7 separate regions of the Homo sapiens genome follow, and regions 1, 2, 4, 5, 6 and 7 are each linked to region 3. A link is a loop called in an ENCODE intact Hi-C map of the cell type or tissue named here. Cell type or tissue: K562. All regions are shown on one strand.

Region 1 (4,000 bases), 96 kb before region 3:
ACACCATCAGAGCTGAGTGATACAACCATGGCCTCCCTGGGGGCCGGTGGGACATTAGACACTGCCACTCTGCCCAAGACCCAAATCACTGCAAGTGACCAAGGCTTCTTAAACATTGAGTCCAGGGGCTGGAGTTTTCTCATACCTCCTAAAGAGCATGTGCATATGTGTACATGTGTGCATGCGTGCATGTATGTGAGTGCACATGTGTGTGTGCATGCATGTGTATGGGAGAGATACTGGCTCCCCCTCAACACTGATGGAAGCCTCACCGAGGTAGCAGGTAGACATCTGAGGAAGTCAACTTTAACCAAATTTTTCTTTTCTTTTTTTTGAGACAGAGTCTCACTCTGTCGCCCATGCTGGAGTGCAGTGGTGCGATCTTGGCTCACTGCAACCTCCGCCCCCGCAAAGTGATTCTCCTGCCTCAGCCTCCCAAGTAGCTAGGATTACAGGCGCCTGCCACCGTGCCTGACTAATTTTTGTATTTTTAATAGAGACGGGGTTTCACCATCTTGGCCAGCTGGTCTTGAACTCCTGACCTCGTGATCCACCCGCCTCGGCCTCCCAAAGTTCCGGGATTACAGGCGTGAGCCACCATGCCCAACCGGAAGTCAATTTTAGAGAGCGCCCTCCCACACAGCGCAACGTTATTCCCCACCTTAGGCTCCCACGAAGCCACACCCTTTACTGGTCTGACAACTCTGAGGGAACAGAGGCTAAACACAGCCCCATCTGGAGATGAGAGGCCCCCAGTAGCAATACTAGCTAATTCTGTACTCACAAAGGCAGTAGAGTTAGGAGTCTATATTCTACAACCAGACTGCCTAGGTTCCAATCCCAACTCTGTCACTTGTAAACTGTGTGGCTTTGTGCAAGTTACTTTTCTGTGCCCATAATACTATACCTACATCAGAGAGTTGCAGGAGAGCAGACGAATTAATATGTGTAAAGCTGTTCCAACTGCTCTGGCACATGAGAGGCAACACAGAAGTACGAGCAGTTATTACTGCAGAGGTCATTTATGGTCCTACATCGTATTAAAAAGTGTTATTGGGCCGCGCACAGTGGCTCACGCCTGTAATCCCAGCACTTTAGGAGGCCGAGGCAGACGGATCACTTGAGCCCAGGAATTTGAAAGCAACCCGAGCAACACGGTTAAACCCCGTCCATCTCCACAAAAAAGTAAACATTAGCTGAGTGTGATGAGTAAGAGACCCTGAGTTTGCTTTTGGATTTAGCCCTGCGATCACGAAAGTCACGCTTTCTTCATTCAGGCAGCCCAAGCCTGCGCTCCCACGGCAGACCTGGCAGTGGATTTCTTCACTCATTGGCCTCTGGGAGAGAAGGGTCCTTGGTTTCTCTGAAAGCTCTGAGCCCTCTCGTGTGCTCTGTGTGCCAGCAGTGTGGGCCTCCCGTGTTCAGGTGCCTGCTCCTCCTGTGCTTCAGACAATGCTTTGCAAATGCCAGCTCTACCCCCCGCTTGCTTCATCAAGAGTGGGAGGGAGCCGAGCCAAAGCAGCATCTCCAGCCCCCAGCACCTCCTCCACCCCAAGCCTGCGTATCCAGAGGAGCTCAGCGGTCGCACACACTCACATTTCCCACTTGTGCCCTCAGCAACTCAGGAGCCCTGCTGCCTGACCACTTAAAATGCCACTTGGTAATCAAAGACGGGGAACAGAAATCAGCATTTTCTGACTCTAGCGTTCCCTGGCGCTGCCGCACACTCCCCTCTCAACGCTGGAGAAAGTGCAATGGAATTGGGTCGAAAACTGGAGTGAACATCTCTTTGAGATTTAAAACAGTCATGGAGGATGTTCCCCGGCAGGGGGCGCCAACACCCCTGCATCTTCCTCCTCCCACCTCACCTTCTCTCTCTGGACCAGCTTCTTGTAGACAGTGTCTGGGAAGGACCTCAGGGGACAGAACTTGCCGGTGCCCTCGGCGCACATGAAGACGCCGTTCTCATACACGACGCGCCCCCGGCTGATGGTGACCAGTGGCACGCCGTGGCAGCGCATGTTCTCATACAGGTTGAAGTCTCCTCCCTGGACCTGCGTGCTGGCTGAGATGGTCCTGGTGGGGAGGCAATGGCGGGAGAGAAAGCGCTGAGGACAGGTCAAAATGTCACAGCTCCATGGGAGGGGTGAGCCCCAAAGGCTGGTTGTTATGGGTTGAATTGGCTCCCTTCAAAATTCTTCTGCTGAAGTTCTAACACCCAGAACCTCAGAACATGGCACTATTTAGGGCCTTTAATGTAATCATTAAGATAAAGTGAGGTCATATAGGTGGGCCCTAATCCAGTCTTATCGGTGTCCTTATAAGAAGAGGAGACAGACACACCAGACATGTGTGACACGGAAGAAAGACTGTGTGAAGATGGAGGGAGAAGATGGCCAACGGTAGGCCAGGGCCATATTTTGTGCTAGAAATAGTGCAAAATTATATGCTTTTGGAGATCTGTAATGCAAGTCTTCTTCAAAATCCCAAGCCCCTCTAGCCCTGGGGACGAGCAACAAACTTTACTTTGTGGCTTCTGGGTCCCACACCACCACATCAGCATCGGCTCCGGGAATAATGCGGCCCTTGCGGGGATACAGGTTCAGAAGCTTAGCTGCGTTGGAACTGGTAACGGCCACAAAACGGTTCTCATCCATCTTTCCTCCAACCTGAAATGTTGCAGAAAGTGTCAAGTCAACCAGGCTCTGGGGGTGGGTCTCAAACCCTTGGTCACCTTTGATGCTGGCCCATGGACTTAGGGCTTAGGTGGTCAGGACAGTGGTCACAAAGGGACAAGGCCATGAGCACCATCTCAGATGAGCCAGCCTGCTTGGCTGGGTCCCAGTTGCTCACTTATTCCTTTCTCCCTTCACCCAGCAACTATGGTGAGTGGCCGTGGTTCCATTCAGGCTTCCTGCCCGGGGGCAAATCTGCCTCCTGTTTGTAAAACCAGCTCTGCTCATGTGCCCACACGGATGAGTCAGGAACCTCCCTTCATCTACTAAGGGTGATATTTTCAAAGGGTTATATATGCTCTAGAAAAACATCTTATTGCCCCACCCATGAGAGTACTATGGACTCTCTTCAAGGGGATTTCCTGAGCCATCTCCTTGGCCTTCCATGAGCTTAGTCTTGAGAACTTCAAATCTCTTTGGGGCTCATACTATTTTAGATCTAATCTGAGATAGATCAAGACCAAAAATACTTATTCTTCATGTGCGGAACAGGTGGTATTCAAATGAAGTCCCAGTTCTTATCTTTTCTGAAAGCAATTAGACAAAATATATCAAATCAAGAGCCTTAAAAATGTTCACATCCCTTGGCCTAAAAATCCACTTCTAGGATGCTGTCTTAAGGAAATAATCAGAAATAATAATCAGAGGCCGGGTGCAGTGGCTCATGCCTGTAATCCCAGCACTTTGGGAGGCCAAGACGGGCGGATCACGAGGTCAAGAGATCGAGACCATCTGACCAACCAACATGGTGAAAACCCGCCTCTATAAAAAATACAAAAATTAGCTGGGCATAGTGGCGCACGCCTGTAGTCCCAGCTACTCGGGAGGCTGAGGCAGGAGAACCGCTTGAACCCGGGAGGCGGAGGTTGCAGTGAGCCGAGACAGCGCCATTGTACTCCAGCCCGGGCAACAGAGGGAGATTCTATCACACACAAAAAAAAATAAATAATAATAATAATAATAATAATCAGAAATGCTGACACACACTCCTGAACAAAGAGGTTCTCCTCAGCATTATTTGTAAGTGCAAAAATTAGAAACAGCCGAAAGTCCCAAACATCAGGGAAGGATTAAATAAAGTATGGTACTTTCATTGGAGAAAATATCATTCAGCTCTGAAAAAAGATGTTTTTAAAGAATTTTTACTGATATAGGGAGACACTCAGGGTATAGTGTTATATGAAGAAAAAAAATCCTGGTTAGTATAGCAGTTGGTAAAAGAAAAAAATATGAAGCCAGTTATTAAAATAATGTATAGCTGGGTG
Region 2 (4,000 bases), 340 kb before region 3:
GGATGGAGCATAGACTTGATGCTAAACCTCAAGAAATAAAGCCACGAACCACATATAGAAATAGCCAGATGAAGAAAACACCCGGAATGTTGAGCTGCCACCAAGAACTCTAAGCGGCAATTTGGACTGCTGTCAAGAACTTGACTGTAGCCACAACTGTAACTCATGCTGGTGCCACCAATGTCCCTTCTGCAGCAGGAACTTGCTTTGTAGCCCCTACTGCTCTCAAAGCTATAGCTTGTGGTGCACCCTTGCCAGCAAAATGGATGCCCTGCCCACGGCCCATTTCCTCCTAGGGACCACTTCTGATTTGGAGACTGGCAAAGGTGCAACTGGACAGATCCGGGGAGCTTCAAAGGAGACTGGAGAGTGACTTTTTCTAAAAACATTAGAAGCATTCCAAAGGAGCTGGTGAGGCAAGAAACATGACGCATGTCCATCACACTGTCTATCAATAGGATATTGGCTAATACCTTGTGGCACATCCATGCATCAGAACCCCAGGCAGCCCTTGAACAGAATGAGATAGTTTTAACAGTGATGATGTGTGAGAATCTCCAAGATTTGGCCAATGTGTATTATGTTCTACCATTGGTATTAAAAAGGGAGCTATACATATTTATATGGTTGTCCACATATACAAAACCCTAGAAGGATATGCAAGAATCTGATAATAATGGTTGTTTCTAGAGAAGAGAAAAGGGAGCCTAGAAGGGAAGGGAGACTTACTGGTGTGAATTCTATATATGCTGTGTATATATATAATCTATGCAAAATTTTTTAAAATAAAATGTTTGTGGCCAGGCTTGGTGGTGGCTCACACCTGTAATCCTAGCAGTTTGGGAGGCCAAGGTGGGTGGATCACCTGAGGTCAAGAGTTGGAGACCAGCCTGTCCAATATGGTGAAACCTCATCTCTACTAAAAATACAAAAATTAGCTGGGCATGGTGATGGGCGCCTGTAATCCCAGCTACTTGGGAGGCTGAGGCAGGAGAATCGCTTGAACCCAGTAGGCAGAGATTGCAGGGAGCCAAGATGGCACCATTCCACTTCAGCCTGAGCAACAAAGCAAAAACTCCTTCTCAAAAAAAAAAAAAAAAAAAGTTTGCCATATGTCAGAATTGTGCTGTTAAACATTTGATAAATCGCATTCATTTTAGAATGTTTAGAAATAAAACAAATGAACAGTGAGTACTATCCACACTGTGATCAAAAGTGACAGCACAGATGCCATAGATGCTAATGATATCTCAGGATCACCAACCCCAGCTTCTGGGCTAAAGGTTGCCCTTCTCATGTCTACAATTGTGAAACAGCAGCCATCTGTCCCACAGAATCGGCCTGCCTGGCTAGCACTTCCTCATGAAGCCAGTTCAGATCTCTGAAGCTGTCAATGACAGCAAGGACACTGAGAACTGTTAACAAGAACAGCCAATCCATCCTGTCTCCTGCCCACTTCTCAAAGTCTGTGGGAGGGTTTCTGTGATTCCTAAACCGTGAGAAGTTGAGAAAGACTCGTGCAACACTTTTGGGCCAGTGGATCTCATAATAAAATAATTTTGTTTATTTGAGTGAGATAAGTTTCTTTAGCCGAGTTCTGGATCTACTAACCACAGCAATTTAATACTTGTTGAGTGAGCTTCAAAAACTTTCAGCTAAATCATTGAGGGTGCTTTCAGCAGCACAAACAGAACACCCAAGTAAAAGTGACTCAAACAGTGAGGACATTCATTATTTCCCATAAAAGTCCTGGAAAAGAGAATTCCAGAGCTGCCTAATTCAGAAGTTCCACAATGTCAGAGTTCTGGCTCAGTCTCTCTGACTTTCTCGTGACTTTCCCTTCCCGGTGATAAGATGATCTCTGCTGTTCCCAGCACCATATCTTCACATGATGATCATTGAAGGCAGGAAGCATAAGGAACTTTCCACACACTCTCTCTGTTTTTAATCAGGGAAGAAAATCTTTCCCAGAAGCCCCTGGAAGATTTCTCCTCTGCTCCAATTGGTCAGAACTGTGTTATAAGCCCACTCCCAAACTAATCACTAGCAAGGAGGAGAGGATTACCACTTGGCTTAATCGAAGCTCATCCTCAGTGCCTGGGGTTGCCTATTCATTGTTTATCTGAAATTCAGTTTTAATTGGGCATCCTGTATTTTTATTGCTAAATCTGGCCAACCCTATTGGGGGATGCACCTCCATCTTTTCAAGGCAGTTCCAGTTTACACAGCCCAGCATTTTCACATGAGCCTAAGGGTGGCTAGTGTCGTGTGTGTGTGTGTGTGTGTTTCGGAGGCAGTGGTTGGGGGTGGGGTTGGGAGGGAGGCAGTGGGGGGAGATCCAAGATCATAGTTTTACAATATTACAGAATAAAATAAAAATTCTCAGAGTCAGCTGGCTAAGATGAACAGGGACAACGTTTTTAAAACTAAGATGTGTGTAGGGCATGTTACCAGTTTACATTTGTGCCATCCAAAATTTTAAAAACCACCACCTAATAATGTTCTTTAGCTTGGCTGCAGCACTCAAAGGAGAATGAAACACAGGCCAGCTGCTTCCTGAGACCCTGGAGTTATCTCTGTTTGGAAGACACTTAATTGAGTATGACTGCCTTTTCAAAGACCCCTTAGGATTGAAGATCAAGGTGCTGTAGAAATGATCAGGGGGAAAGAGAATGTTTCCTATGGGAGTCAATGCTATTTCAACACTATTTTTATGAGTTTCCATAAGGGGGTGATTACGATATAGGTAATGAAAAGGCATTTTTGGGTGCTGATTATATGTGTGAATACTGGGATGCTACTCATAGACATACAGAAACCCACAACTCTTTTGCCAGGTTGCTAGCTTACCACTGTCAGTGGGCTGCCCCAGCTCTCACAGCCCCCGTGTAAAACCACTTGTCTGTCAGACTGTGTGAACTCTGTTTCATCACAGCCCAAGTAGCACTGGCAATTCTGGCAGCTGGACTGGAAACCATGTGGCAATCCTTTTAAGTGTGTCTCCCTTGGAACAGAAAAATCCAATGGCTTTCATGGAGACAATTATTGGGAACGTGACTGGTAAACACCTATATTTTCTGTCAGAGAACCTGGCCCCAGAGATAAACTTATATGCATTCATGAGAAAGTAGTATTCGTTTGCTAAACTATATTTATGTTGTAGACTTGATTAAAGAAGAGCTTGTGTAAGTAAACACAAAAGACTGAATATGCATTTATCTGTTCCCTCCCAAATCCCCACTGTAATAACAGTAAAGAAATAAAAGGACCATAAACTCACAGGGTTAAAGAGAAGGGAAAAATATGACAGAAGTCAAAATATGTCAACACAATTTTGGAAAATGAAAGCATATGGGCTGTCTTAGTCTGTTTTGTATTACTATAACAGAATACCCGTGACTGCGTGATTTATCAAAAGAAGAAATTTATTTGGCTTGTGGTTCTGGAGGCTGGGAAGTCCAAGATTGAGGGGCCACCTCTGGTGAAGGCCTTCTCTTTTTTTGGCCTTGTCATTCCTATGGTGGAAGGCAGAAGGGCAGGAGAGTCTGTGGTTGCATGTTTGTGTGTGGTTGGGGAGGGAGAGGAGGAGCCAAGAGAGGGCTGAACTCGTTGATCTCATTTTTTTTTTTTTTTTTTTTTTGAGACAGAGTCTCACCCTGTCACCCAGGCTGGAATGCTGTGGTGCGATATCGGCTCACTGCAACCTCTGCCTCCCAGGCTCAAGCAATTCTTGTGCCTCAGCCTCCTGAGTAGCTGGGATTACAGGCGTGCACCATCATACCTGGCTAATTTTGTACTTTTAGTAGAGACGAGGTTTTTCCATGTTGGCCAGGCTGGTCTCAAACTCCTGATCTCAGGTGATCCTCCATGACCTCGGCGTCCCAAAGTGCTGGGATTACAGGCATGAGCCACCACACCCAGCCCTGAACTCACTTTTATAACAAATCCACTCTTGAGATAATGAACCCACTCCCATGATAGTGACATTAATCTATTCATG
Region 3 (4,000 bases):
CATCACCCACTCCTCCGAGATGCTGCGGCCGCGGGGGCCCGTGGCTCGGTCCGTCTCCGTCTCGCCGCGGCGCCGGAGCTGCGGGTGCTCGGGGCGGCGGCGGCTGCACGCGCGCTCGCTCGGGGGCCGCCTCAGCGCGCCCAGCGCGGGAGTCCAGAGTGGGGAGCGGGGGAGGGGCGCGTGTCGGGGGCTGGGAGCGGCCTCCGCCAATCACCGCGCGGCCGGCTCCTCCCGCCGCTCCCCACCTCAGCTAGCAGGTTAAGGGGAGGCGGGGACAGGCGGCGTCCCGCATCCTTGGCGCCGCGCGCCGCCGCCGCCTGGGGACTACAACTCCCGGCAGGCCCTGCTGCAGGGCCGGGGTCCGAGAGCGGACGGAGGGCGCGGCCGGAGAACTCACCGACCCCCCTAGCACCCGGCTCCGCGTTCCCTCGGGTTTCCATGGCGACTCAGGACACCACAAAGCCTGGACGCGCTGAGGCACGGGTCCCCAGGGAGGGCCGGGGGCGGTTCCGGAGGACACCCCGCCTCCCCTCCCCCAGCTGGATCCCACCCCAGGGGCTGAAACAATGCCGCGGCCGCCTCTCCCGGGCTGCGGCCGCGCTGCCCTCCGCCGCAGGACCCCGCCGAGGCCGCCTGGTTCGCGCCAAGACCCGCTCCGACGCCCGCGGGATTGCGGGATGCAAAGGGCCGGGTGGGCGTTATAGGAAAACTGTTCTCATGAACAAAGTGGACGGCCACTTGGGGCCACCGCAGTTCGCATCTGCACCCGGGGAGGTCTCGAACCCGGAGTGCGTTCTCTCCACTGAGAAGATTTTGCCCAGCGCCACGCGGGTGCTTCCCTGTCCAGAGCGCTCAGGCCCAGTGCCTGTCTTATTTCTGGCTTCTGTCAAGGGACAGCGAAGCCTTTGGAAATTATTTATAACCCAATTTACATTCGCTTCACCTGTTTCTTCATGTTTAAATACATACATAATTTACCAAAATAAACAAATCTAAAAAAGGAGAGGAAGGATCATCCCCGGTTTGTCCCACCTCCCTAGCTAATCCCGGTTCAAGCCTTTGCCATTGATCTGTGTTATTTTCTGCAGTTGTAATAATAGTTTGGATTAGTCATTTGCCTCTTTGCACTTAATGTCACTCCAAAGGCGTTGCGATGCGCGTTAAAATGCAGCATCAAGGACCTCCAAGCTGCAGCTGCAGAATCCCTCCCTCCCCGGGCTCCCCGGCGATCCGGTGGGGAGAGGAGTCCCCTGGCAGCCATGGCCTCGTGAGGTGGTTCTCTTTGCAGGATACTTTCAAACAAAATGGTGTTCACTACTCCGGGGGCGTGGAGGGGGTCCCCTCTCCCCATCTCAGCAAAATCTACCCGGGCGCAGGACCCGCAGAGCCCGCCAAGGCGGGGTTCCCTGCCGTCCTTCCCCAGAGAGCTTAGGGCCTGGACCAGGCCAGGCTGGCCTTTGAGGGATGCATTTCTGGATTACCCCACCCCTGAGTCTGCACTCCTTCTCCCCTTCCCAACTCCCGCCTGCTTGGTAAGCAGAGAGCAGGGAGCCCCCAGAGGAACCTCAAAGCATCCCTAACCCAGTGCAGCCCGGGATGTGGCTGTGAAAACTGCTCCAGCTTGGGGCACTGCCCTATGGATTCTCCAGGGCTTGCCCGGACAGGGATGTAGGCAAAATGGACTGGGCTTCAGGGAGGTGGCGTGGAGCTGCCAGCGGCCTCCCGGCGGCGGGGTTCCGAGACTACCGCGCGCGGGCGGTGCTGCGCTTTTTGCTTAAGGGAGAGAGAGCCCTCTAGTGACTGTAAATGTTTTCTGCAGCGTCTCGTAGACCTTAAATTTGGATTCTAGCATCTTAGCTTTCTTGGGCTACCTTCCCTAGTCAGCGAAACGGCTGCCTCTACGTCATCTGTCAGTTTAGGATATTGATAAAGGTTGCACCCAAACCGGGGGTTGCATATGTCCTCAGTCCTCGACTTCGGTTTGTTGTTGCTAACTTAGGCTCCGTTTCCTGGGAAGTAGAAAGAGCACAGAGCTGGGAGTCCCGCATTGCTGGGTTGGAATCCTTGCTCCTTCAGTTTCTGCCGACTTGACCTTGAGAAAGTGACTTACTCCATCTGACCCTTAGCTCCACCCAGAATACTGGGGTCATATACATTCTTTTAACCTTGTCGTGGAAATTAAATGAAGAAAGGTAGATAAAGGCCATAGCACATTGCCTGGCATAGTGTGCATGCAACAAATGCAGCTATTATTATTTATCCCACAGAAAGTGGTTATTGAACAGTGTGAGGGATATAAGAATATGTGACACTCCCCACAGTAACAGCCACAAAAGGCAATATGTTGTGATTTTTATTATAAAGCTCATATTACTACTCGGTCAGATAAAGTAGAATAAGAATTCAGACGAGAAAGAAAGCAGTTCTGCATAACACTGGGAGATGGAGGAGCTAGAATTTGGATTTCACCTGGATATTGATTTGATGGACAGTTCTAAGCAAAGGTCTGAGATTCTGGGGTGAAGGAGCAAAAGCTTATGGGTGGGGAACCCAAGCGGGTATTTGGAAGACAGCAGAAGAACCCACCATGTCTTGAAAGTCAAGTCCCTGAATGAGGGTGATGGGAAGAGAATGGGGATGGTGAGTTAGGCAGGGGTTGGGGGTCAGACCTCACAAAGCCCAGGGCTACTGGTTTTTATGAGTAAATGTGTTCTGAGTTCCCAACAGCCTTAACAAACTTCAGAATAAATACAAGTTAAAGACCACCATGAAAGGAGGAGGGAGGAAAATCGCACTGTCTGAACTCCTATTATGAGCCCGGGTCTATTTGGTGTTTTACAACACATCATTTAATCCTTGCTACTCCACACAGGAGGTAGCATTGCTCATTTCTTACAAATGAGGCTATCTGGATTTAGAGAGGTTAAACGATTTGCCTGCGAAGTCACACTGCTGTAAGCAGCAGAGCCAGGATTCCAAAGGACATCTGCCTGGTGCAAAGCTGAGCCCTTCCTGCTTCAGCACGTCCTCCCTGCCAGCCTCCAGAAGGCCGGATCTCCAGTGCAGAGAGAGCCTGTGACGGTGAGTGACCCTCAAGGAGAGCCTGTTGCCAAGTCATGGAACCCAGATGTTCCTTCCTCTGCAGCGGCAACCTGTTCCTCCTCGAAGTGCCCCCGGGAAAGGGGCTCTCCAGTATTCCCAGGAGCTTTGTATAATATTAAGTTTCCTCCTCATCCTTCTCTTTTCACCTTTTTTTGCTCCTTATACTTCTCAGTGACAACCCTAGTGTGGGGAACACATTGTGAAGTCTAGTTAGCCATTAAAAAAAAAAAGTGAGGCCAGGTGCAGTAGTTCATGCCTATAATCCCAGCACTTTAGGAGGTCAAGGTGGGAGGATCACAAAGCCCAGGAGTTTGAGATCAGCCTGGGCAATATAATGAGTCCTTGTCTCTGCAAAAAAATTTTAAAAATTAGCTGAGTATGGTAGCAAGTGCCTGTAGTGCCAGCTATTCAGGAAGCTGGGGTGAAAGCATCACTTAAACCCAGGAGGCAGAGGTTGCAGTGAACCCAGATTGCTCCAATGCACTCCAGCCTGGGTGACAGAGGGAGACCCTGTCTCAGAAAGAAAAAATAGGCCAGGCATGGTGGTGCATGCCTATAATCCCAGCACTTTGGGAGGCCAAGGCGGGCGGATCACCTGAGTTCGAGACCAGCCTGACCAACATGGAGAAACCCCGTCTCTACTAAAAATACAAAATTAGCCAGCCATGGTGGCGCATGCCTGTAATCCCAGCTACTCAGGAGGCTGAGGCAGGAGAATCACTTTAACTCGGGAGACAGAGGTTGTGGTGAGCCGAGATCACGCCATTGCACTCCAGCCTAGGCAACAAGAGCAAAACTCCATCTAAAAAAAAGAAAGAAAAAAAAATAGGCCGGGTGCGGTGGCTCAGGCCTGTAATCCCAGCACTTTGGGGGGCCGAGGCAGGTGGATCACCTGAGG
Region 4 (4,000 bases), 77 kb before region 3:
CACACGAGACGGTAAGAGCCTCATGGTCAGAGCAATGAAACTGCATCCCCAAGGCCTGGGCTCTGGCCTTGGCCTCTCTGTGCCTGCCGGAAAATGGCTCATTAAGTTAAGCAGCACAAGCCCATCCGCTCCCCTTATGGAATCCCAAGTGTGTTTTCTTTTGGCATTGTGGGGAGCTAGGATGGTAGTGGGAGGGGTGCCCCACACAAGCAGGAGGCACTGCACCCCAACCAGCCCCTCTGCCTACAAGACCACTTGTGCCTTCTTCTGGGATCCCACCAGCACTGTTACCTTGGGTGCCCACCAGGTGATCCCCACGTGGAGGGCGTAATCACAGCAGACCTTGGGGTCGGCCAGACCTCGGCACTTCTCATAAGCGTCCACAAGGGAGGTCTCCTTGTCGGGCAGGACGTGGCCGATGATCATGGTGGTGCCTCCGACGAGTGCTGCCTGGGAAGACGGGAAAAGGCAGTCTCGTCACAGCCCTGCCTGCCCCCGAGTCAATGATGTGGTGAGACATGGTCCTCATGGTCCATTCAAAGACAGGCCCTGCCTCACAAGAGGCTGTGAGGACCAAGGGCAGCGAGGTTTGGGAAACTGTAAAGAGCCATGTGGAGGTGCGAGAGCCAGCGCGACCTTCATCATGACCACGGGTCCCCAAACCTGCTTCTTCCTCCGCCAGGGTTTCAGCTTGGCGCGCTGGAAAAACCACATCGTGGGTCACCCGACCTAAGGCCTATCTTCCCAATGAGGAGATTCTCTCCCCAAACGATTTTTAGCCAATTGACTCTATAGATAACATGATCAAATGTCTGCATGTAATATATAACATAATATAGTGTTGTATCATATAATAACATAATATTGATGGCATAATCAAATGTCTGTTTATATCATTTACTTAGTTACACACGTATATTTGAACCACGATATAGAAAATGTTAATTTGGATATATTGTTTTGTTTTATGCTCTCAAATTTCATGAAGCAATTTTGTTCAAACATTTTGCACGCATCTTCAACCTCAGGGTCTTTGTCTTCAGTTTTTCTAAGCATAGGGGCTTCATTTTCATCTATCTTGTTTGAGACAGGCATTTTTTAGATGCATGTGTGATTTATCAGTGAAAACGGATCCTATTCACAACTCCGCAAGATACCACTTTAAAAAGAAATTGTTAAAAAGCCTCACTCGCAATCATAGAGTGAACCCCCAGGAAAAATGACTAAATCTGTATTAGAGATTCCCCCACTCAACTTTTTAAAAGTGAATTTCATCAGGGGACTTCTGTGAAGTTCCAAAACTAGCATCGATCAAAGGCTATTTCAGGCTAATGTGTTGTTCCCAAACAAAACTTAAAATAGAATTAAAATAAGTGAGAGTGGGTGCAGTGGCTCACACCTGTAATCCTAGTACTTTGGGAGGCTGAGGTGGGTGGATCACTTGAGGTCAAGAGTTCAAGATGAGCCTGGCCAACATGGTGAAGCCCCGTCTCTACAAAAATACAGAAATTAGCTGGGTGTGATGGTGGGTGCCTGTAATCACAACTACTTGGGAGGCTGAGGCAGGAGAATTGCTTGAACCTGGGAGGTGGAGGTCGCAGTGAGCCAAGAATGCGGCATTGCACTCCAGCCTGGGCAACAAGGGTGAAACTGTCTCAAAATAAATAAATTAATTAAATTAAATAATTGAGAGTCCCATAACATGAGAGTCTTTGTGAGGGCTCTAAGACAAAGTGACTCTTTTTCTGGTGAGAAATGGTTTGAGTCCTTACAGTGCTTCACGGCTCCACGTTCAAGTCCCTGCTCTGCTCCCTCATGGTTGGAATAACCTCTGCCAGGTTACTTAACTTCTCTGGATGCAAAGTCTTTACCTACACAATAGGGTGGCTTCCTTGTTGGGTAGTTGTGAAGGTTAAGTAAAACATTGCTTATGGAACAGATGTGGTAAAAGTGTTGTCCTAACATGTGTGTTTAGTTACTCAGAACTTAGGTTTTTGTTTTTGTTTGAGACTGGGTCTCACTCTGTTGCCCAGGCTGGAGTACAGTGGTGCAATCATAGCACACTGCAGCCTCAAACTCCTGGGCTCAAGTGATCCTCCCACCTTGGCCTCGCAAAGTGCTGGGACTGCAGGCATGAACCACTGCACCCAGCCAGAATTTAGGTGTTTATCTGTTTTCTGTAGGGGAGAAAAAGAGCTCCATGAAATTGTCTTAATGGTTTCATGCTTCTCTATTCAGTTAAATCCTTGATCACAAATGAAAAATATTGCTGGGGAATAAGGGACTGAAAAAAAATTAGCTCAGTGGCCCAACAGCAATTAAAATGAAAACTCTCACAACCTTGATGTTCCATGACGCAGGCTGGGCCAGCGAGAATGTTCCCAGTCGTCCTGGGGAACTCAGTGGTTTGACTGCTTGCACAGCTTAAAGCAACCAACAGAGGGTGGTAGTTCTGTGGCACCTGCAGGAGCTGTGATGGGGGCGGCAGAGGAACCGGGAGAAGGAGAGCAGTGCAGATTGTAGCTTTACTAGCAGGCTTCTATTTCCGATTTTGCTGGATCGTGCCAGGCTGATTCATCCTCACAGCAGGTGGTTGTACTCTATTTTGTCCTGAAATGCATCTCTTGCTTTTACATGTGCACGTGGGGGTGTATATTGAGCTTTACACACTAAATTGTTTCATTTTTCTGTGGCTCTAGATTGCTTTCCTTTGCACTCCCACAGTACCTCTGCAGGCTTGGATAGGAAAAGAGGAACCTGGAAACAGCACAGTGAGATAAAAGAGCCAGGACCAGTCCTCATACTGTGGGTCCCAGGGCAAGAGGAGAAAAGGAGGATCATGTGCTGATTCTCTAAACACTCAAAAGTTAGATCAAGCTAAAAAACCATTACACAGAATATACTCTATCCTCCTACTCTGTCAAATACATCTTCATAAAGGCCAAAAGGGCCTGGCCCTTAGAATCCTCAAGTTCCTTAAAATTCTGAGCTACACTTCAGGGATAGTTGGCCTCAGCCTCTGTGCCTGCCCCCAGCCCACACGCGCCTATCCTGAATTGATCCTGCAGCCTGCAGACCTAAGCTCTGTCCACCTTCTGCAAAAATGCTGTCCTTGAGCCTGGTATGCACACATTGGTGGTCTGTCCCCCAGGAGGAGAGATTCGGGGTTTTGTAGGCTCTGGAATGCTCAGGGCTGTTTCTCAGGGAATTCTAGGGACCCAGAGTGTAGTTTAGGAATGGGTGAGTGGGGTCTGGGTAGACACAATCCCCAGACCTATGGGGCAGGGGTACAAGTTGTTGGAGGGCCCGAAGAGGACCCTAAAGTCCAGAGCCCTGGGAAGAGGCCCCTTTTGCCTGGGTCTAAGGACAGGAACTGAAAATAGTTCAGGAAGGAGTTGGAAGCATAGGAGGTGGTCTTGACTTTCCCACGTGTTGGTTGTAATCTAGGAGCAGCCACGTGCCCCCTGACCTGCACCTTACTTCTCAGGGGTCCCCAGAGGGTCAGGTGGCAATGGATGTGAGAGCATCTATGAGCTGGGAGGGGCATGCACATAAGTATCTGGAATAATTATTACCGCTGTTACCCCAAGGCCTCGAAACAAGAGTTTCACTGGATCAGCAAACTCTCCCCCAGCTGCAGGCTCGCAAGCCCACACCACACACTGATGTTCAAGCACTTGTTTCCTCTTAGGCAAGACATACATAGAGTTGGCTTTTTGAATATGTACCATTCCAACCCACAGGATGAATGCTGACAAGCTCTGTTTTCACAGGAAAGTGGTATCACAGATGTGACAGACCTTTTTAGTGTCATCCCCCACAAAACAGCCTTGTAGAAATCGGCAGCAAGGCACAGCCCAATTGTGTTCCCGAGGCTTTCAAAAGGATGATGTTTAAGAACATGTGATTGCTGAATGCTCATGACTTTTTACACAAAAAATGGTGTTGGTTAAGTACGCTGCAGAAGATCTTTAATGGAAGCCAATAAAAATGATGTTCA
Region 5 (4,000 bases), 240 kb before region 3:
CAGAAATGATACGGTCCTTGGTTGCCCCCAGGTCAGCCAGATCAGCGCCCTGGCCCTCCACAGTGGTCTGGAGCTCATTCAGTGAGTCATTGAGGGAGCTGAAGCTGAGAATAACCTCAGAGAGCTCTCCTTGCAGGGCCTGCAGGGCTGAGCCTGAGCTGCCCCCAAACACGCTGAAGCCGTCCAGGGGCCCACGGCTTGGGCCCCCAACACCTGGACCAGCCCCAGGACCCCGAGGAGGCAACAGGGGGCAGGAGCAGCGCTCCACACCATCCCGAAGGCGGCCTAGTTCCTCTTGGACTCCGCCACAGGCCCCACAGCCCTCATCCCCATGGGCCTGCAGCAGCCCCTCCAGTTGGCCTAGCCGGGCCGCAGTGAGATTCAGCCGTAGTGTGAACTCTGCAGCTGTCTCATCCTGGGCATCCACACGATCCTGGAGCCGGCCCACAACCTCTTGTAATCCCTCCAGCGTGGCCTGCCGGGCCTCCCCCGCTGCTTCCACCGTGTGCAGGCCGGAGCCCACCAGCCGCAGCTGCCCCTCACTGTCCAGCACCCTGCGCTCCAAGGCACTGAGGATCTCGCTGACTTGAGAGTCCTGCTCCCCAGGGGCCCCAGAGCAGAGCTGCCCGCATGCCTGCATGGCCCCTGCCACCTGCTCCTCCAACAGATCCAACCGCCCCCCCAGCTCCCCGCTCACATTGGCCAGCAGCCCCCCCAACTGCTCTAGTCGGCCCCGGGCAGCAGGCAGCCAGTGGCTCAGCCCCCCAGGAGCCCCAGGCCAGCTCTCCTCCTGCTCCTCCGAAGGGCCCAGGGTGGAGTTGAAGCGGTCCTCCAGGCGAGACAGGCGGGAGGCCAAGCTGGTGTAGCCTGGGGGGTGGCCTCCCTGCCCCGCGGCTCCTCCCAGCTCTGTGCCTCGCCGCCCACTCAGCACTGTCACTGAGCCGGCCACGACATCCAGCCTGCGCTCCAGCTCTGCCAGTCGCCGGCCCAGCTCTGGAGAGCAGCATTCCTGAGGGGGCCTGCGGCCCACCGCCAGCCCTGCGAGGTGCCGTTGCCGCTCCTCCACCGAGGCCAGCAGCTTCTCCATCGCTCGCAGCCGCTCCCTGTCCTCCTGCTGCTGCCGGCGGAAGCCATCTAGCCCGGCCAGGCACACGGAGCAGGACTCCTGCAACCGCTGCTCCAGCTGCCGCAGCAGCTCCTCACTGGGGCCCGGAGGGGCTGAGGCTGGGGCTGGGGCCCTGCTGCCCCCACTGCTGCTGCTGCCGCCATGATGGTTGTTGAGGTGACCCAGCTCCTGGTCGTGGGTGGAGACGCGGGTGTCCAGGAGCTGCAGCTGGTGCTGGATCTCATTGAGGGTTTCATGCACCCCAGGGCGGGCAGCCGCGTCAGCTGGCTGCTGCCTCCCGTTGAAGGCCGTCTCCACAGCCCTCTGCACATCCTCTGCCAGGCGCCCGCTCAGTCCTTGCAGGACGCCCCGCAGGCCTTGCAGCTCCTTGGTCAGGCTCTGCACCTGTTCCTCCAGCTGCTGCACCTTCTCTGACTCCCCAGGACCTGAGGAGAGGGGAAGGCAGAAGGCAGAGGGGCTGGACCCCAGAGCTCAAGGCCCCTGCTCACCCCAGCTCCAGCAAGGGTCAGATGCCCAGGCTGGCTCTGCCTCTCCTTTGGGTGATTTTGGCAAGAGAAAAAAAAAGAAACTCCATTCACTGAATGCCTCTAGGCCAAATATGAACCATGGCTCTGTTCTTCAATAACTCCCCTGGGGAGATACCATGAACTCTTCCCATCATATAGGCTGGGAAACTGGACCAGAGATATTAGGTGCCTGGCCATGGATCACAGGTTTAATAAATGGCAGTGCTAAGTTTCAAACCCAGACCATCTATCCAGCCCCCAGGTCCATGTCCTTTCCACCTGCCCAGAGTGCCTCTTAACTTCTTGGAAACTCTTTCCTCTTCTGCGAAAGGATAATGACACTCTTCTGTCATGGGGCTGTCAAGAGGGGCGAAATGGGAGTGTAGGGAGGCACTCTGGATGCCACAACAGTAGCTACCACTGGGTGACACTTCCCTGCAACACCACGGGGACAAAGAAGAGGCTCTGTGGACGGTGAGAGTTGGCCAGGAGTTCCTGTTTGCATAATTATAGTAAGGCTATCTCGGGGCAGGGAAACAGCACATCCGGTGTGCAGCACGCAGGAGGGAAGGCAAGCCACAGGAACTGCTGCATGCTGGGACCTGCGGTCTCCAGAGGCCACGGAGGGGTCTGGGATCTGTAGTCAGGTGCAATGCATGCTAGGATTTGTAGTCTCAACTGTCTGTCCCCACGGACCAAGCTTCTCAAAGGAATGCCCCTTTCTCCTGCAGCTGTTTGAAGGATCTTGGCCACATGGGGCGTGTGCGAGCACCTTCTCTTTTTTGGCCTTCTTTTTCTCAGTCTCTCCATCTTTTGCGTGCTCTCTCCCTCTCTCTCACACAGACACACAAATACACACACACACACACACACACACACACACACACACACACGGGCAGGGAATCTCTGCGATCTCACTAACCCTTCTGCCCCTCTCTTCTCTCTGGCATAGAGCACGGGGGACTCCCCCAGCAGCCTGGCCCCACATTTCCCATTGCATTGGATCACCATTTGGAACTTGCCACCCTCGCAGCAGCTCCCACACTCACCTTCTCCCCCCAGTCCACTGAGGGGGCTGCCTGCACTGGAGCCAGAGAGGTTGGGGCGGGCAGGCCGGGCCAGGGGCCGTGGTGTGGAAGACGCAGGCCCCAGCGCTGGAGCGGGACTCTCAGCACAGTCATCGCCCCCATAACCCTGACAGCACCTCCACTCCATGTCGGTCACTGTCTTGTAGGCCACACGGTAGCGAGGGCGGAGGAAGCGGCGGTACCTGGCAGAGGCAGAAGGAGGCCTCTTTATTCCTCCCTGTACGGTCAGTGACCCTGGTCCCTGTCCTCAGGGGTGGGCAGCTGCTGGTGGGCATGGCCTGTCCCTCAGGCTGGGTCCCTCTTACTGTCCAACATGTGGCCTTGCTTAGCTGACAGCTGTCAGCTTTTTGGCCAAGGGTTAAATCCCTGCTCTTCCTTCCCTTGCCCTGTGCTGGAACCTTGAACTCCTCTGCTTGAGCCTGAGCCATCCCAGAGAAGGCATCTGGGGCTGGCGCGTGAGGCAGGTTTGCCCTCAGTCTCCCACCAGCCAAACTGTTGTCTCAGTATCTCCTCAAAATGGCTGTGACCCTAGCCCCTGTCCTGCCCTTGCTCCCTGCTTCATACAGACTCCCTGAGTCAGCCACCCACCATCTGCCCTCGCCCAGTTCCCACCAAGGGCCCGTTGCCCGGCCCTGGGACTCACATGATGCTTTGGGGACACTGGGGCTGGCCCCAGGCACAAGGCTGGTACTTGACATATGTCTCCACTCCATCCTCAAGGACACAGCTCACTGTCCGGGTCACCACGTAGGCACACCAGTTCCTGTAGGTACAACCCCCTCTGGGTCCAAGGACCAAAGATACATGCCCTGGAGGAGGGCCCAGGGGCTACCAGAGGGGCTGAAGAAGGCTCCAAAGATGCAGAACCCTTGGGGATCAGTGAGAGCAAGGGCTTTGGCATCGCCACCCTCCCTATCCCCCACGCTTTCCTGTGTAGCAGGAGCAGATAAAGACTTTTCAAGATGGGGAGACGCGCAGAATGGAAAACCACAGAGCAGTCAATCCTCATGGTGGTGGGGTCCCGGGGAGCCTCTGAATGTACACAATCATGTGTGTCCCTTTCTGGGCCTGTCTCAGTCCCCAGATTGGCATGCTGTGTGCGCATAGCCAGCCCGGGCCCTGTGGGTGATCTGAACACTGGCTTCCACCCCACCCCTCCAGGAGAAGACGGGCAGGCCAGCTTGGGGTTAAGTAGAGAATAAGCCATTGATGAGCCTGCCCCTCTTGGGGATTGCAGTTCTATACTCCTGGCCCCATTCACTCCGGCCTCTGATCTGTGT
Region 6 (4,000 bases), 430 kb before region 3:
CCGTGAACACATCCCTGGAGCCACTCCAAGGACTCAAATTTGTTAGGAAATTGGGAGAAGGTGAGCTGGGCAGAAAGGACCTGAATGCCAGGGACCTATTTTGGGCACCCAGGGAATCAATCTCCAGGGAAATTTTAGAGCACTGACAAAGTCATAATCACAAGGCTCCGGGAAGCCTCTGACCCAGCTCCACAGTTGTCCAGGACTCCTACTCTCCAAGCCAGGCTTGCCCCACTTGTGAGCACTGGTCTTCTTTTTCTCCTACAAGTCTTCTCCACTTGATCTTAGGCAAAAGGCCAAGAAGCAATTTCTTTAGGCCTTTTTTCTCTACCCCAGACACAATTTGTCTTTTTTGGGCATAATATATGCCTTGGGATTGGATGAAAGCTCTTTTATTTACTGACATTCTTTAGCCTTTCTCCTAGTCCAGGGAGAGAAGTTTGAGGAATTAGTAGGCTGTGACCCTGAGTGGGTGGGAAATACACGGTGTGAGGAGGATACGAAACAGCAGCACAAAGAGGCAAGAGTGGGAAAAGAGTCCAGAAAGTACAATCTTTTCCAGATCACATATTTCATGCCCCTATTTTTAAGAACAAATTATATGTCAATTGGCCTGCATAATATGTGAAAAGGATGGAGGCAAGCTGGCACTGATGTTTGAACTTCAGTTAACCTACAGGACCAAGGCTAATGCATGCTGTGCTGGTAGCTGAAGTCCAAGGATAATCTAAAGATGGAATGACTACCCCTAAGCCTCAAATGCACTCGCAGTTTTCCTGAGTTGACTCATAGTGGCATGGAATGAGGCTGGCAATGCCAATGGCCGTGGGCACCAGAAGATGAAACCAACTCCATACAGGCGTTATTGGCTTAGGAATGAGGCTGATGCTAGGGGTTCTTGGTACACAGAGTTGCAACAAGGGAGAATTAATGGGTGCAGCAGCTCCAGGGACAGGATCCACCCTGCTCAGTTATCAGGCTCTTGGTGGTGATATCGCAAGGGGCTCAGGGATCCTACCAGCTGGCATTGGTTCCAATAACAAGGCAGACACAGGAAAAAGACTCTTCAGGAAAAATCTGCCACCACTGCCTGAGACCTCATAAGGGGAGGGAGGGGAGGGCTGCTTTCTGACGGAGTAAAATTGGGACTGCAACTGAAAGGAAGAGTAGCTGGGCAACCCCATACAGAGTTGTGGTACCAAGGGTAGAGGTGATGTCCTTACTGGGATCAACGTCATCAGTGCTTCTGAAGAGATTCTTGAGATCCTTATAAGAAGAGGGGTCAAATCAGGGTCAATGTCAGGACAGGGCTACTTGCTCCTCTCTTCAATGTGTCCAGGGGACTGGGCAGCAGAAGGCACCCTCACTGGGTCAGCACCTAGTGGCGGAAGAAGGTGGCGCTTTATTAATCAGAAGGAATAATTACCTAGAACTTAAAGCAAACCCCTACATGTAAGGATATAAACACATAGTCCATACTATAAGGATGTAAACTTTCTACTAATGACTCATCTGACGTTAGCTTACATGCTTTTCTTATCTGATAACTGTTGCTGCCTTTCGGTTTACATACCTCATCCTTCTTCATCTCTTAAAAATCATCTTCGCTATTTTCCTCGCTTCTAAAATCACATTTGGCTCCTATGATGGAATTATATATATGTTTACATATACAAACGTTTAGTAACTTTTCGTAGTGTACTGATGAGAAAACCGTTACCTTGCAGTTACTCATTAGCATCACCAGGTGGCGCTGGTGTCAAGTTCAATCAGCTTATAAAAGTTCATTTGGGGGGGAATGATCTCAGACTTTCCTTTTCTTTTCTTCCTCTTCCTCTTCCCCTCCCCCTCCTCCTCCTTTCCTTCTTCTTCTTCTTCTTTTTTGATACAGGGTCTCACTCTGTCACCCAGGCTGGAGTGCAGTGGCATGATCACAGCTCACTGTAACCTCAACCTCCCAGACTCAAATAATCCTCCCACCTCAGCCTCCCCTGTAGCTGAGACTACAGGTGTGCACTGCCATGACCGGCTGACTTCTGTATTTTTTTTTTTTTTTTTGTAGATACTGGGTTTCATGATGTTGCTGAGGCTGGTCTCAAACTCCTGAGCTCAAGTGATCTGCCCACCTTGGCTCCCCAAAGTGCTGGGATTACAGGCACAAGCCACTGCAACTGGCCCTTTCCTTTGAGTAGATGGAAAAAATTGCATCCCGCCAGGCACAGTGGCTCATGCCTATAAACCCAACACTTTGGGAGGCCAAGGCAGGTGGATCACTTGAGGTCAGGAGTTGGAGACCAGACTGGCCAACATGGCGAAACCCTGACTCTACTAAAAATAAAAAATTAGCCAGCTAATTTTTTAGTAATCCCAGCTACTCAGGAGGCTGAGGCAGTAGAATCGCTTGAACCCGGGAGGCAGAGGTTGCAATGAGCTGAGATCGCACCACTGCACTCCATCCAGCCTGGGTGACAGACTGAGACTACATCTCAACACCACCACCACCAACAACAACAAAACAACAACAACAAAAATTGCATCCTCAAATCTGTCTTAACCTAACTGTCCTCTCTAGACATACTCTCCCACCCCATTCCTTAGCTTAACAGGAGCTGACACTACTACCTTCAAACTGTCAGTTTGTCGTGTGATGCACAGAAACATATTGATCTTTTTTTTTTCTTCACTTTGTCCCAGTGCCAGACTTGAAGACTTGAAATTGTCATATTTAGGGATTAACCTGCCATTTTCACAGGTCTTTCTCACCCTCAACCATTTCTTTCTTTCTTTTTTTTTTTTTTTTTTGAGATGGAGTCTCACTCTGTTGCCCAAGCTGGAGTGCAGTGGCATGATCTTGGCTCACGGAAACTTCCGTCTCCCGGGTTCAAGCAATTCTCCTGCCTCAGCCTCCTAAGTAGCTGGGGTTACAGGCGCCCGCCACCACACCTGGCTAATTTTTGTATTTTTAGTAGAGACAGGGTTTCACCATGTTGGTCAGGCTGGTCTCAAACTCCTGACCTCGTGATCCGCCCGCCTCGGCCTCCCAAAGTGCTGGGATTACAGGTTTGAGCCACCATGCCCAGCCTCTTTCTTTTCTTTTCTTTTTTTTTTTTTTTTTTTTTTTTTGAGATGGAGTCTTGCTCTGTCTCCCAGGCTGGAGTGCAGTGGCGCGATCTCAGCTCACTGCAACCTCTGCCTTCCGGGTTCAAGCGATTCTTCTGCCTCCTCAGCCTCCCAAGTAGCTGGGACTACAGGTGGGTGCCACCATGCCCAGCTAATTTTTGTATTTTTAGTAGAGACAGGGTTTTACCATGTTGGCCAGGCTTGTCTCCAACTCCTGACCTCAAGTGATCCACCCGCCTCACCCTCCCAAAGTGCTGGGATTACAGGCATGAGCCATTGTGCCCAACCCCAATCATTTCTTTCATTCCCAATCCAGACATTTCTTACCTCACAGTCCCTGCTTGCAGTTCTCACCTGACCTTGGAGGCTGACTCTGGACATTCTGCTGATATTTTCTCCCACTATCCTGCTCAGGTGGTGGTTTAAGTGCTCCACAGCAAAAACAGCAGCAACAACAGAAACAGCAACAAGTGAGCAGAGTACACAGGATGACAAGTGTCTAAAAGGTAGGCGAGAATGGCCTCAGTCCAGCAGTTTTCTATATGACTGCTCAAGCTTCCCTCCCTCAATCCTCCTGGCACCCAGAAAATGAGACAACAGAAGCATTTGTCATAAGGAAAGGAAGGTCACCCTTCTTTCCTTATTCTTAAAGGACCTGGAGAATTGTGTACCTTGAACCAACAACTATTCAGAATAAAATAGTATCTGACGCCTTCTTCACCAAAGTGATCATACAGATATATTCCCAATGAGCCATGCTGGTCGTAAATTTTCCGCTTCTTAGAGTCGCTCAGTATGGCATGAGCTGCGTTGATCTCTTTGAATATTTCTGCTGCTTGAGCATTCCCTGGATTCTTGTCGGGATGATACCGCAAGGCCA
Region 7 (4,000 bases), 170 kb before region 3:
AAGTAACAGGAGGAGGAGTGGATGGGTGGATGGATGCTAAGCTTGCCGAAGGGGCAGAGTGGGTAGGGTCAAGGAAAGGGCATCTGATTTTGATGAGTATTATTTAGTTGTGGACTGCAAGAAATTGAAAAGATTTGTCCCTGTCCTCAAGGAGTTCATAATCTTATTGGGGAGAGTAATGCACACATGAGAACAGTATAACCAAATGCCCCAAAGTGTGCTAGAAACAGCAAGTGCCACAAGAATAGGGAAGGAGAGGGCATGCAGAGGTAGAGAGATGGATGTGAATGACCCCAGGGCCACAGTGGTCAGACTCTGCCAGGTCCCCAGGGAGGGTGCAGAGGACGGCCAGGAGCTGGTGCAGAGGGCACCAGCTATTCCGGGAACTGTCCAGAATGACTCTGCAGGAGTGTTCCACAGGCTCAGAGACTCATTTCCCTATGAGGCCCCTGGGGCAGAGTGATTCTGGGCCAGCTGTGGCTGACAGGCCTCAGAGGGGCTGATCTGGTCTTGGGTGGTTCTGGGGGCAAGGAGTAGTCTTAGGTTGGCCCTGGGAGTTTCCGAGCCACTTTAGGGACTTTGTTCTGCTTAAAGTGTATGAATTTCAAGGGGTGACTACTGAAGAAAAGGAAAGGCAATGGTCTTAGTCCAAATATATCCTCCAGTTTTTGATTGAAATCATTTGAGCCTCAAGGGTCTTCCAGCCTGGGGGCAGCTTTCCTGGTTCCACAGGATTGGACCTGCTAATGGTTCAGGCCTCTTCCATGCATTGCAGAGATTCTTTACTAGGAGAGTCCACTGGCTTCTCCTGCAGAGACTTCAAGAGGCTACAGTGCAGCCCAAGTGTGTGTGTGTATGATATATTATATATACATTATATGTTATATGCACATATTTTACACACACACACACACATAATTTTAAAGAATAGCCCAGATGATTCTGGTGCACAGCCCTGTATGAGAACCACAGCCTTCATTTGATATGCATACTTAGCTGTGATTTACTGGCTTTTGTTGCAATGGCAAAGGCTGGAACATTGGGATGTTCTGCCACTTATCTGGGGGGAAAATACTAGCCAGTCCTTGGCACACAGGGAAAATCTCCAGTTTCCCTGGAGTTTAGAACACAACTAAAGGCCTTGCTTTTAGGGCTCCCAAGAGTCACTAAGAGCCACATAGCGGCTTGAAAAATGCCCAGGTCTTCTCAGCATTGACCCAGTCTTGTCAATGCCTGATGAAGGGAGGGCATTTTCCATACCTTCGGTCTGACTCTAGGGTCCCATGAGTGGCAGCAGTGCCTGTGTGAAGGAAGCTGGAAAAAATGGCTCCTTTCAGGACCCAGCAACGAATCATGCTGTTACCCACTATGGGGCTTCTGGGGAAGCAGGTAGCTAGTAGCAGGAACACAGCTTCAGTCCCTACTCAGGACTCGCTCAGGTCCTCACAACTGGTGCTACACTCTGCCCTAATGGGGGTCCATTTGGCTCAGGAGGACTCATCCAGGGCACCCAGGGGTCTCTGCAGGAATTCTCTGCTGCACCTGCTAGGGCAGCATGAAGTAACAGCCTCCTTGTTTCCTTTGAGCAAACATCACATTGGGGAGGGCAGGATGCCCTTTTAATTTTCCTCTCGTAGCTTTGGCTCTGTAAGTAGAACTAAACATGGCCAGCAGGTGGCACCCAGGTCCTGAGCAAAAACTCCTTTAAATGTATCCCCCATCCCCCAAACCCCCTTTCCAGAGCTCAGTTTAGAGCTCAAATTGGGAGCCTCTAAAAGCTGGGCTGGCTGAGGGGCCTGGAGCATTGGGGCTGTTCTAAGATCCTGGACTGAACTAAGCCAGCCTCCGTATCCCCTAAAACCACAGTTTGAACTCACCAAAGAGGTCCAACTTCTGATTGGCTTTTGCATTGGGGGTTGACTTGGGCCTGGACTCACACCAGACCAGCTGCTGGGGGCAGAGGTGTATAAAGTATTTGCCCAAGCATCAGGGTCTAAGTGGACCAGCTGCCTCCAATTACAGCAAAGACATAACCTGCCAGGCGCGGTGGCTCACGCCTGTAATCCCAGCACTTTGGGAGGCCGAGGTGGGCGGATCATGAGGTCAGGAGATCCAGACCATCTTGGCTAACACGGTGAAACCCCGTCTCTACTAAAAATACAAAAAATTAGCCGGGCACAGTGGCGGGCACTTGTAGTCCCAGCTACTCAGGAGGCTGAGGCAGGAGAATGGCGTGAACCCGGGAGGCGGAGCTTGCAGTGAGCCAAGATAGCGCCACTGCACTCCAGCCTGGGCAAAAGAGCGACACTCCATCTTAAAAAAAAAAAAAAAAAAAAAGACATAACCTGACGAAACTCTTAATAATAACACACTTGTTCCCAAGAGCTCCTTCACCTCCCCGGAGAGAATGGTAGGTAGCCACTCGGAGGGGGCAGGCTCTGTCCCAAGAGATGTAGTAGCAGTGTCTTCCAACCCCATCCACATGTTTCTACCATGATCTTTGGCACATGTGACTGTCAGGAGAAACAGACCCTGATTGGATTGTGGCATGTCATCATCCAGGCGGATCCCCATTCGAGGATCAGACCGACAACGTGGCTTTGGGGAAAGCCTGCTCTGAAGGGCCTCGACTCCTGCTATCAGGAATGGAGCCAAGGGAAAGAAAAGTTGAGGAGGTTTAATCTGGTGATTTTGCTGAGTCATTTCCTATACTAGGACTGTAAGGTTCATGGTGCATTCACAGGCAACTGGGAAAGGCAATTACAGCTCTCATTGCGGGAGGGGAAGCTGCTGGTCATTCTGCAGACTGAGGCCTTAAAAATGGTCATCAAGACCAAATCCCACTAACCCATGGTCAGAAGGGTTTCTAGAGACCATCTGCTTCCTTCCCAGGCGATTAGGACTGCACTTAGATCTAGGCACTTATATTCTTAAATCATAAAGATGGCCAATAAGTCTGCACAACTGAAATTTCACATTCTATTATTTAATGACCTTATCACCAGCCTAAATCTAATTTTGGCTTTTTGTTTTTAAATCTGTCTTCCACAAATATGTCTTAAGGGTAATTTAGGGGCCCTCAGTCTTCTCTAATTCTCTAGAGCTCTTTTTACCCCAAGTTTAGCCCTGTTCTGGCTGGTCCCTGGAAGAACCCCCTGCAGTTTCCAGGCCTCCACCCTCTGCCCAGCGTGGCTATGAAAGACACACCAGGTCTACCAGTCCTGAAGGAGGTGGCCAGCATGCCTCCAGCAAGCTCCAGAAAGGTAGTGCTTAAGAACACTAGATCTCCAGGCACATCAGGTGGGTTCAAATCCTAGTTGTACCATGTCCTAGCTGTCTGACTTGACTTTAGGTCTCAGTGTCCTCATCTATAAAGTGAGGACAGTGACAGCTCCCACCTCACAGAACAGTTATGAGGATTAAGTGAGCCATGTGTACACAGTGCTGAGCACAGAGCCTGACATTCAGTATGTATTTGGCAAGTGCTGTCAGCATCGCGGGGACAGACAGTGAGAATCTAAGGGCATTTGTTCGAGGAGTAGGTGCCTGACACACAGCCAGCCTCTGGTCTCAGACCATGGAAATGCCAGTCCAGAAAGGAGACAGACTACAGAACTTTTCTCTGCTGCTTTGCCTTGAGACAGCCACATGGGCTTCCCAAAGCTGGGCTCTGACCACAATCCCTCCCCAGCTCCAGATTTCCCATATAGCCTGCTTTGTAGACGCCATCCTACCGGCCAAGACAACTGGAACAGATGCTGTGGGATCAGAAGAGAGAGAACTCCACAGAGCCAGCCAACACGTTTCCCGTTCCTGAAGTGGGACTATGCCCATTGTCACTGGGCTACCCCTTCCTGCCCAGGCCCGGGGGCTGAAGTCACCTGTTTGGAAAATCTGCAAAATTGCTACCCCTACCCCTGTGAGTCACACATCCAGGTTATTCTGGGCTTGCATGGAGGCAGTATGTGCAGGTGGGGCTGAGGGGTTCTGAGGGGCTGGG

What was found. Hi-C counts contacts between places; a loop is a spot of excess contacts. Peaks named below come from ENCODE experiments on the same cell type or tissue, not always from the same donor. Only the 100,000 strongest peaks of a DNase experiment are listed, where the experiment ranks them.
Region 1: it touches region 3 in a loop (6-fold over the local background); 101 of 110 quality-filtered maps call a loop at or near these places.
Region 2: it touches region 3 in a loop (2.8-fold over the local background); 3 of 110 quality-filtered maps call a loop at or near these places.
Region 4: it touches region 3 in a loop (3-fold over the local background); 65 of 110 quality-filtered maps call a loop at or near these places.
Region 5: it touches region 3 in a loop (8-fold over the local background); 8 of 110 quality-filtered maps call a loop at or near these places.
Region 6: a loop joins it to region 3, with 4 times the contacts of the local background. A loop is called at or near these places in 12 of 110 quality-filtered maps.
Region 7: it touches region 3 in a loop (9-fold over the local background); 55 of 110 quality-filtered maps call a loop at or near these places.

What each region holds. Positions count from the first base shown.
Region 1 is chr2:26,940,619-26,944,618 of GRCh38, reverse strand. DPYSL5 (dihydropyrimidinase like 5) reads right to left here. Exons shown (of 13, transcript NM_020134.4): 10 at 2,527-2,669; 11 at 1,869-2,076. Among named protein-coding and RNA genes, the nearest start is that of MAPRE3, 28 kb to the left of the region's middle. In K562, a CTCF peak has its summit at 1,825 (motif pointing right); a DNase peak (open chromatin) is centred at 1,848; H3K27me3 peaks cover 512 bases.
Region 2 is chr2:27,183,252-27,187,251 of GRCh38, reverse strand. No RefSeq gene overlaps it. Among named protein-coding and RNA genes, the nearest start is that of ATRAID, 27 kb to the left of the region's middle. In K562, no CTCF peak of the experiment used is centred here; no DNase peak of the experiment used is centred here.
Region 3 is chr2:26,844,265-26,848,264 of GRCh38, reverse strand. DPYSL5 (dihydropyrimidinase like 5) reads right to left here and starts at 133. Exons shown (of 13, transcript NM_020134.4): 1 at 11-133. In K562, a CTCF peak has its summit at 1,794 (motif pointing left); DNase peaks (open chromatin) are centred at 234 and 1,754; H3K4me3 peaks cover 667 bases; H3K27me3 peaks cover 3,720 bases.
Region 4 is chr2:26,921,337-26,925,336 of GRCh38, reverse strand. DPYSL5 (dihydropyrimidinase like 5) reads right to left here. Exons shown (of 13, transcript NM_020134.4): 3 at 292-450. Among named protein-coding and RNA genes, the nearest start is that of MAPRE3, 47 kb to the left of the region's middle. In K562, a CTCF peak has its summit at 2,437 (motif pointing right); a DNase peak (open chromatin) is centred at 2,456; H3K27me3 peaks cover 2,118 bases.
Region 5 is chr2:27,079,634-27,083,633 of GRCh38, reverse strand. It overlaps EMILIN1 (elastin microfibril interfacer 1), which reads right to left. Exons shown (of 8, transcript NM_007046.4): 2 at 3,364-3,483; 3 at 2,682-2,902; 4 at 1-1,551. Among named protein-coding and RNA genes, the nearest start is that of EMILIN1, 3.0 kb to the right of the region's middle. RefSeq lists an enhancer at 2,056-2,315. In K562, a CTCF peak has its summit at 2,378; DNase peaks (open chromatin) are centred at 883 and 2,263; H3K4me3 peaks cover 480 bases.
Region 6 is chr2:27,277,807-27,281,806 of GRCh38, reverse strand. It overlaps DNAJC5G (DnaJ heat shock protein family (Hsp40) member C5 gamma), which reads right to left. Exons shown (of 7, transcript NM_173650.3): 4 at 3,792-4,000; 5 at 3,475-3,619; 6 at 1,574-1,641; 7 at 308-1,378. The coding sequence ends at 1,592. Among named protein-coding and RNA genes, the nearest start is that of TRIM54, 2.6 kb to the left of the region's middle. In K562, CTCF peaks have their summits at 1,352 (motif pointing right) and 1,747 (motif pointing right); DNase peaks (open chromatin) are centred at 1,436 and 1,772.
Region 7 is chr2:27,014,719-27,018,718 of GRCh38, reverse strand. All of the region lies in intron 1 of MAPRE3 (microtubule associated protein RP/EB family member 3), which reads right to left. Among named protein-coding and RNA genes, the nearest start is that of MAPRE3-AS1, 2.1 kb to the right of the region's middle. In K562, CTCF peaks have their summits at 1,672 (motif pointing right) and 2,876; DNase peaks (open chromatin) are centred at 1,708 and 2,708.